3 separate regions of the Homo sapiens genome follow, and regions 2 and 3 are each linked to region 1. Evidence: chromatin contacts called from ENCODE Hi-C or POLR2A ChIA-PET data. All regions are on one chromosome and are shown on one strand. The core of a region is the stretch at or near the end of the contact, and the rest is flanking DNA. Distances in the headings are between cores, read along the strand shown.

Region 1 (3,037 bases), core at 226-2,725:
CTTCTGTGGGTTATAGAAACAGACGGTTTGGATAAATTACATCTGTCTAGGCAGACTCCTACTTTTTTGTTGTGTTATGTCATTCATCAGGGAAGTAATAAAATAGAGATCAGTGGTTCTGATGTAGTAACTAATACGTCAACCACAAGCTGATTTGAATAGCATTTTCATGGTGCATACCAACACTAATAACTGTGTGGTTTCCTCATAACCTCAGCAGGTTGTATTTATATACTGACAAAAGGACCATGTAAAATCCATGCACAGCTGGTCATCAGAAGGACTATAAAACACTAGGGTTTGTCATACATGTGGTAATTATAAAGTGAGGCTGTGCAGTGTTCCCTAAACCTTGAAAACAAAGCTTCAACTTAATCCTTAAGTGAACTGTTTTGGGTTGGCTTATCACACAGAAGCCCACTCAACAATACCTCCAAGGCAGTTTGTCCTTTGAAGAGAGAGGGGAAAAAAACATAAAATTCACAATAGTCAGTGTTGTGTTATTCAGTTGGTTACATATGGAAACACAAATCTTTGGATTGTCAACACTACTTTCATAACAGAAAGAAACATTTCATTTTGAAAACGTTTCCTTCCATTTTCTTTTACTGTTTGATGCTTGTTTGTACAGTTCATAATCTAATAATCTGAATTACAGCAATACTTTCTTGCATATTGTCCATGCTGAAATAAAAGTACATTGAAAGCTTTAGTTTTATGAAGTGCATACTGCATATGGAGATTTGTTTTCTAAGTAAACACTAAGCAATTTATGCACTAGTAGCATTCAAATCTCTGATGCTGTTTTGGGATAATTCTCAAGGATTTATGACTTTCATGAATTTCTCTCTAACCAACCTAGATGTACTTCAGAATTTTATCATTGTTTTTGACCAAATACCTTGAGTTTGAAGGCTGCTGTGGAAAGTACTCCATATACAAAGATTGGATAAAATCTGAGGCTTTTCAGAATGCTAAAGAAGATTTCAATTCTGCTGCCCTCCCAAAATTAAAAAACAAATCTTCAAAGCTCTGTGTTATTTTTACATTTTGTTTATGAAAATAAAATAAAATGTTGGACCACTTTTGATAATATTTAAGTTGACCAAATCACATTTGTTTTCACCAAATGAAGAAATTCTTCATTTACTGTATCACTTTAGTTTTCCTTCTCATGACTCCTTTGCCAAGAAAACAGATTTTGCAATCAGATGCCTACTAGCTGGGTGTTCATGAGCTGTGATGGATTACTTTTAATAGGTGCTATTTTCCTACTTCATTAACTGCTCTTTTTCTGATGGTGTTTTTTGGGTCAAGTTAGAAAAGAAACAAAGGTTTAACCATTTACCCAAATAGGCAATGACGCTAAGTGTATTTTTTTAAAGTTGATTATGTACACACAAGGATGTGTTTATTTTGGGAGTATGTGTGAGTAAGAGCTTGAGTGTGTGTGAATGTGTTGTTTTTTTCAACTTAAAACTCTTTGCCTGGCCAACTGCCATCTCCATGCCAGTCTCCATGGCAACTTCCTTAAGGATAAAGTAACAGAAATGTGAGGAGGCTGCCTGCCCACAAACAAAGCTGCCACAGCCCTGCCAGAGGCCTGACTAGACAGAATCCCGGAACACTCCACATTCCATGAGAGTTCTGCAGGTTACTGCAGCTAGCTCCATTTAAAGGTGCAGTGCCTCTAGTCCTGGGAGGAAAGTTTAAAAATGTCTTCTGACTAGTCTTTCCATATATTAGAATGTAGATATGCAACCCACATGTCTTGACATTATTTTTCCCTTCCCATCTACATTGAATAAACATTTTATATCTAGCATTTATTTTTTAGTGATATTTGGAAATTTGCTTGACAGAGACCTTTGCCTAATATTGTGTGTTGTATGTACATCACATCAGGATGTGATGTATGTACCTTTAAAATACTTGTATAAAATATAAAATATTGAAAAAGTGAGACTAAATATCTTGATCCATTCTGCTTTCTTAAAAAAAGTGTCTGCTTTCTAATCTTAATGGATTTATGCATGTTTTTCCAAGAAATCAATAAAATTATTAAAATTCATAGTATATTAACATATATAATATATATTATATATAACAGTAATTTTCAAATGGTAGCAATCTTCCATAGGACACTTGGCAATATCTCAGTGGATATTGGTTGTCACAACTGGGGCCATGATACTGGTATCCAGTGGTTAGAGTCCTGGGGGAGCTTTTAAATATCCTACAATCAATAGAATAGCTCCCATAGCAAAGGATTACTGGCCTGAAATGTCAATAATACGAAGGTTGGGAAACCCTAGTATACATACATAGATGTTATATATGTATGTATGTATGTGTGTATGTACATACCAATTTAAAAATAAAGATTATAAGGTGTAGAGAGCTTAAATAGGAATAAACTATGCTAAGGCAACTTTCTAAGTTGTTTTTGCTCTGTCTCCTCAAACTGGGTACCAGAACTCTGATGACAACTGTCAATCTAGAGTCCACTGTCCAGGATTATCTATACAATGTATTTAGTATCTCTATAGCAATTGTTTTTTAAGACCACAAAAGAATACCTAAGAAGACCAGGCCTAGGCTAGGGAGTAAGAACTATGTGTAGTTTACTCTGTCTCTAAGAGTGTTTTCTATGCAATGAACTATACATCATATACAAGCTGTTTTTTACCTTAACTATTAATTCTTTCCCATTAGGAATTAGTAAAATGCTTCATAATTATGGCTAAGGGAAATATTTATGATCTTCAGCATACAGATTGCTCATTTCATCTCCAAAGTTTTGCTAATACTATTCAGGCTGTTTATGTTGTTGTTACCCCATAATATTCAACACAGTGTTTATATCAGTTATGTTAACCAGTTATGGAAAATCCTGAGTTTCTGGTTACCCAAATGAAAAGTTTACTTTAAACACAAGCCAAGGAAGTTTGGTTATGTTCAGCAGTGCTACTCAAAGTATGATTTCCTAAACTGGTGAATGACTACAACCATTTGATTACTGGTCTGTAACAAAATA
Region 2 (3,037 bases), core at 251-2,750, 420 kb after region 1:
CCTCAAATGCCAAAGAATGAATGAGCCATCTAGAAGTAGGCAAACAACCACATTTGCTAAAAGGCTAATGTTTCATCCATTAAATAAATGTGATACCTTTTTCTAGTCTGGTATCAATATAGAAGGCATGTGAAAAATGAGTTAGCTGAGAGTTAATTGACTGCGGAGACTCTATTTTCAGTCTCTGCCTGTATTTTTTGAATTAATATACACAGTGGGTGATTCAGCAAAAGGGTTTAAAAATAAATTCTTTATTGAAGGATCCCACCAATTTGATGTCTTCATAATTCATGAAGAGTAGACCCATAATAACTCTATTTTCTCTTCAGCTTTGAAAATAAAAGATGCCATTAGTTTAAATTAGGCTTGTATGTGGAATAATCAAGTGTATCAACAAATATAGTTTGACTCAGATGCTGTTTAAGAATAAATGCCAGAAAAGAACTGGCTATTTCTCTTAAAAAATTAAATATGAAAATTGTATTGACAAGCTAGGGTGAAAGTGTTTTAAAAAGTTGATAGACAATATATACATTTATAAAATTATGAAAACTCAAAAATGTAATAAGCAAATAGTTACTGTAGACTAGCTACTCTTTTAAAGCATACTCTTTAGAATATAAAGAAAATAGAATATAAGAAATATCATTAGAGACCTGGCTGTATTTGAATATAAAGAAAATGTCATTAGAGACCTGGCTATATTTGTAGAATACATGAGCACTCAGGATAGTTGGTGAATATGTAGGTATGGGGTTGCCAAAAAGCATCTTTGCAATGCTGTATTAGGGAGTTCCTACTTTGGCTAGAGAAGGCCCACATAGAAAGAACTATAGTGTAAAATATATTTACTTCATTTATTTATTTCCCTTGAAAAGTTCAAACCCCCAAGGAAGTAGACTGTGGATAGTATTTTATCTCCTCTAGCTGTAAGAAATGAAAGGATAGATAAGTGAATTGGATTTGTCTGAAAGCTTCTGGAGTCAGGAGGCACATGGGACTTGTGCTCAGGTGTCTATTTCCAGGCATTATTCAGCAATTTGGTCACATAATTTTCTCTAATATTAGATTTCTGCTTCCAATGGTGGGTGGCATAGTTGAAGAAAGAACTTTATGAAGACATAAGGTCTTGATCTAAACCCTAAGAAGGGAAAGAGTAAGTAAATGAGGTTATATACCTGAAGGCATACTTTTTTACTTCAGAAATTTTTATTTTCCTTCGGAGTGTATAAAATCATGTACTTTTAATCTGCAGAGTAGTTTTCATTCTAATCTACTAGTATACTTTGATAAAAGCATAATTTCATAGGTATATTACATTCGTGGGTCTCGTGTTTATGGTGGTTACGTCTTTAAAAAAAATCTAAACCTTATTTATCTACATCAGTTGTTGACTTTGCAGATCACAGAGAATACAGAGCCAGTCATGCAGAAAGTACCTGTTTGTCATCCTGAGAGTTCAGACATGAACTGTAACCAGTGGCCCATTAAGTACCTTCTCTTGTTGTTTAAAGCATATCCTAGCTTTGCAAATTAATTGTTAATGCAGAATGTTGTAACGGAGCCATGGAATGAAATTCCTGTTACTCCAGTCATAGTAGATGTTGCGTCAAGTACTCTGAGTTGTGTTCCATTGTTTTGTGATTCTGTGCTGTCGGAAAGTCTGGCCTAGAGAGTGTTTAGAAATAAGGAAATCAAGAAATAGTATGGTTTGCTTTTTTGGACTCTGTGTGTGATTTTCCATTGATAGTAATATTGTAATAATTTCTGAGAAATAAAATTCTTTTTCTTTGTTTATAAAAAAGTTACTTGTCAAAATACTCACAAATGCTTTCCATAAGAAAACATTTAACATTTTTTGCTGTAAAAGTGATTACATATACTACATTTAATGCAGTAGAGGACATTCTTGTAATATTGATACAGTAGGACAATATGCATGCCATTGACTATTGTTAACAGTCCAGTTGTGAGATGAAATCCACTATGAAACACAGTAATGTTTAATTTCATATTTAAGACAGAGCTAAATTTCAGTTTAGAAGGTTCTTATATAAAAATTTCAGGAACACCTTTATAAACCAATTAAGAAGGATTTTTGTCTTAAGGGTTTATGTGCCTGGTGTAAGATAGTTATACCTGATCTAATTTTTCTTTCTTTTTCTGATTTTTACTTCTCACATATTGTATTAATGGTGCTTGGTGTGGAAAAAAAAGATGCAGTGACATTTTCTTCTCTTATCCCTTATTTTCTACTCTAAGATACATATAATTTTGCAAATATTTATTTACCTTAATAGCTCAAACCTAGCTAACATTACAGCTAGTTAATGGGTATGATTGTAGGTACGATGAATCATTGTCTAGTAAAGAGACTGTTCAAATATGATTTTATTTTACTGGTTATTTTCCCAACAGAGAGACTCTTGGGGTGAAATAGAGCTCCAAAAAGAGTGTTTTGGGGGAGATGGGAAAGGGAGGATTGGGAGTTTTTAAAGGGAATAATCTCGTGTGGTAATAGGCATGAGGTAATAGTCATTTTGATAATATGAAACAAACAAAAAAGCTTCGAACAGGTGAGTATCTGTACAACTAGGTAGAGTGAGAACATAATGAAATCCCTAACATTTAAAACTAACGATGTAAACTGTAAATGTAATTATCTTTTAGCAAATAACTTTACATGTCAATTTTCTCAGTGGAATTTTTTGACAGTCTAAGTAGTAATGTTTGAAGCTTTGGGGACAGAATCTTTACCCCCTTCCACTTCTCATCATTCTCAGAGAATGCCGAGGGCTGGAGACATTTTTATATAGCTGATAGCAGGGAGAGCATCATTGGAAGAAGAGCTAACATTAATAATACTTACTCTGTGTCGGCCACTGTCCTCAGCACGTTAGGTAAACCCCATTTTACCTTCACAAAAAGCCTATAAAGAAGACAATATTATCCTCATCTTATATACTTACAAAAATATTTATATCATTACAAATAATTCAAATCATTATTTAAATAAATGTATTTATATTATTATAGA
Region 3 (3,037 bases), core at 285-2,784, 270 kb after region 1:
CTAGAGAGTTGATGTGAGAGTGAAAATTTAAAAATTATGTCTAAAGGGCTTATTAGCTTAGTACCCAACAACTAGCAAATGTTTCTTAAAAATGGTGCCTGTGAACAATAACAGTAAAGTCATAGTTGTTGCATTAGCCTTTTGCTTTTATTATACATCATTACTATTTAAGCTTTTCACAGTTCCGTTTGCAATACACATATAACTTAGTCCTGTAAGTTCATTCCAAGATTGAGAGTTAAGATGTCTTTACAAATATGAAAAAAATGAAGAGGTTAGTTTGCTTAAATTACTTGCTATTCCTAATTTTGATCAAGTGTTTTCTTAATATTTTGCATTATTTAGTAGCTAATTTTTCCCATCCTAAAAGTATGTTTGTAAATACTCTCGTGTCTCTATATTTTTAAGAAACAGTGTTCTGTTTTTATATTAAGCTTAATAGTTTAATTTTTTTTTGCAGCTGTGAGGCAGCAGATGATAAATCAAAAACTAATATTTTCAACTATCTCAAAAGATAAAAGTCTGACACACTAAATATGGACTAAATGAGGCTTATGGATGATTTATTCTAATTAGATATAAGGTAAATAAATGCTCCTGCAGTTGTGAATTTTATTAAAGTCAGGACATGTCGTTGTTCAGGCTTTCCTGCATTGCGCTTTAAAGAATCATTTGAAAATATTTTGGGTCTGCTGTTGCTGAGACAATATGGCTTGGCAGTGTATTGGTAACTTAATAAGCTCACCACATTTGTCATGCAGAAACTGTTCTTTATATGCAAAGCTGTCAGACAGATTGAGTGTATAATTCTTCTTCGCATGAAATAATATGATAAAACTCCAGTATCAAATTGAATGCTGTACTAGCGTTTGGAATCTTTCATGCATAGGTTGGAATTGTTTTACAATGGAAGCATTGTTTGATGACAAATACTCTTTTTGTAACATTCATCAGTTATGTTTTAATAGCAGGCATTTTCCTCCTGACTATAGGTCTGCCTTTTTTGCTGTTAACATACTGGAAAATGAAGCCTGCTTCTCAGTTATGTTTGACATTTTTTTTTTAATGGTTAACTGCTACAATTAGACTGCACTGTCAGTGTTGTAGATGTTTTTGTTCTTCCTACAAAAGACTATCCTATTGGATTTTGCCAGTTTTATGATAGAGCAAACATTATTTACTCCTTCCTGGTTTTGATTCAATCTCCAATGATAATGCGTACTGATACAATATTTTAAGTCTCACTTCATCACAGAAGAGAATTGCCTGGTATGTGCCCATATAATGCCTGTTGGTGCAAGCAGTGAGATAATAAATTAGCAGAAATTATGCATATAGTCCACGTGGCACATTCTAGAAGGTTAAGCATTTATTTTGGTCCGTGGCAGATATGCTCAAAGAACTCCCCTGCCATGTCAATTTCAAGGGTCTAAAAGGGAAAGAAATTGCTACAAATACATACACAGCAAATGTGCTTAAAGCAGCTCTTTGCCAAGCAAGTTCCTGTTACAGAGTGGCCTGGTGCCAAAGCTCTTCTAAGCACTCTACTGCTACTTAATGTATTTGGTATGTGGGAGAAACTCGTAACTCTGGGACTGCCCAGTGTACGGCGTCTGTCACGTCTGAAGTGTGAGCATTCCAAAGGCTCACAGCCACCCAGCTCAGAACTCAGCGGGGAAGACAGGAACAGGGGTCAGCCTGAATAGAAAGAGACTAAAAGATACATTTGTGAAATTTGTGAAGATATCTTTTTCTCTCTTCCCTCCTTCCTTTTTCCTCCCTTCCTCTTAATTCCTCACTTCCTGCCTCCCTCCCTCTTTTTCATTTTGTTTTTTATTCTGTTTTGTTTTTGAGGGGTACTCTGTTCTAAATGTATTCAAATGATTATAAAATATTCATGGCAATTCTTAGGACTGGGCCTGGCGTACCTTAATTTTTCAACTGATCAGCCTTTCCGGTTTTTCTTAACAAAGGAAAACCAGATCTTTTGCATCCCATAACTTCGTAGCAAAGCCTCCATCTGGAATGAATTCGGCATCTTTAACAAATATGTGTTCTCTATTCAAAAACTATCTAAAAATAGTTCTCAAACAAGTAAGAAAAAATATTTTGACATTTTCTTCATGTTTTGGGTGGTAAGCACAGTTTGAAACAGGCTTTCTGTTAATTTTCATAGGCTTAGGAGTGGATGTACTTTTGTGTGCATGTACAACATATTTTGCTCAAGGATGCTTTCTGATCCAAACTATACCATGGCAGTTGTGTTTTTTTGCAAGGCACAATTCTTAACATGAGTCAGCTTTTCCATCAAACTCAATTACAAGTATTCAAAGTAAAATGCTCAATCAAGATCTACTGACACATGCCAATATTGATTTTGCTTACGTAATTTTAGATGAAAAAAAAAACCATAATCAACCTGTGAGACGGTGTTTGTGGCCTCAACCCCAAAGATACTGATGGCAATGACTTTATTGCGGAACGAAAGGATTACTTTATAGGAAAGCTGGGCCCCTGTAAGAACAGTATCACTTCCTATAATTTATTAATCAGCTACCATGTCTTAGGCATCATGAAATGAAATATACATATGTGAATATTCTTATACAGAGATATATCTTGTCATTTAATCCTAAAAAGATATTATTAGTCATTCTATAATGAAAAAACTGAAGCTTGCAAAGTTGAGCAAATTGTCAAAGGTAAATTGGTTAAACATTCCAACCCAGGCCTGACACTGCCTGCTTTGCCATCATGTTTTCCTTTTGGAAAGACAAAAAAGACAATATGTTGATTTTTGGGGGTCAAATTCATATTTAAACAATTACAAATAAAATTAAGTCAAATTCCATGTACCTTCTCCTATTTCCTAGACTTCTAATACTCTTTGGTCTTTTAAAGTATACAGTTTTAGCAAATCTGAAACGGTTTTTTAAAATGCTCTAATTATAATTTCATTGTAACATGCTTAAAATTCTAAAATTAACTCTAGAGTATTTATATACATATAATATGGTTAATTATTCTTAACCCCCAC

Evidence for each region. A loop is a pair of places that touch in the nucleus more often than their neighbours do. ChIA-PET counts read pairs that join two places held with the same protein, here RNA polymerase II (POLR2A). Pooled maps may share reads with other maps.
Region 2: a map of PC-3 shows a loop between it and region 1 (5-fold over the local background). The contact joins two enhancer-like sites. A Hi-C loop is called at or near these places in 1 of 168 maps with a recorded cell type or tissue (PC-3). POLR2A ChIA-PET finds 5 or more read pairs at or near these places in 1 of 52 experiments (WTC11).
Region 3: a map of chondrocyte shows a loop between it and region 1 (3-fold over the local background). The contact joins two enhancer-like sites. A Hi-C loop is called at or near these places in 1 of 168 maps with a recorded cell type or tissue (chondrocyte) and 4 of 50 pooled maps. POLR2A ChIA-PET finds 5 or more read pairs at or near these places in 1 of 52 experiments (MCF 10A).

The regions. Positions count from the first base shown.
Region 1 is chr3:29,064,061-29,067,097 of GRCh38, forward strand. No RefSeq gene overlaps it. Among named protein-coding and RNA genes, the nearest start is that of RBMS3-AS3, 220 kb to the right of the region's middle. Within about 2 kb of position 1,476, at least 7 of the 41 ENCODE cell types and tissues checked have a DNase peak (open chromatin) inside an H3K27ac peak, as active enhancers do.
Region 2 is chr3:29,484,771-29,487,807 of GRCh38, forward strand. All of the region lies in intron 2 of RBMS3 (RNA binding motif single stranded interacting protein 3), which reads left to right. Among named protein-coding and RNA genes, the nearest start is that of RBMS3-AS2, 160 kb to the right of the region's middle. Within about 2 kb of position 1,501, at least 2 of the 41 ENCODE cell types and tissues checked have a DNase peak (open chromatin) inside an H3K27ac peak, as active enhancers do.
Region 3 is chr3:29,334,062-29,337,098 of GRCh38, forward strand. The region is part of intron 1 of RBMS3 (RNA binding motif single stranded interacting protein 3); the gene reads left to right. Among named protein-coding and RNA genes, the nearest start is that of RBMS3, 55 kb to the left of the region's middle. Within about 2 kb of position 1,535, at least 28 of the 41 ENCODE cell types and tissues checked have a DNase peak (open chromatin) inside an H3K27ac peak, as active enhancers do.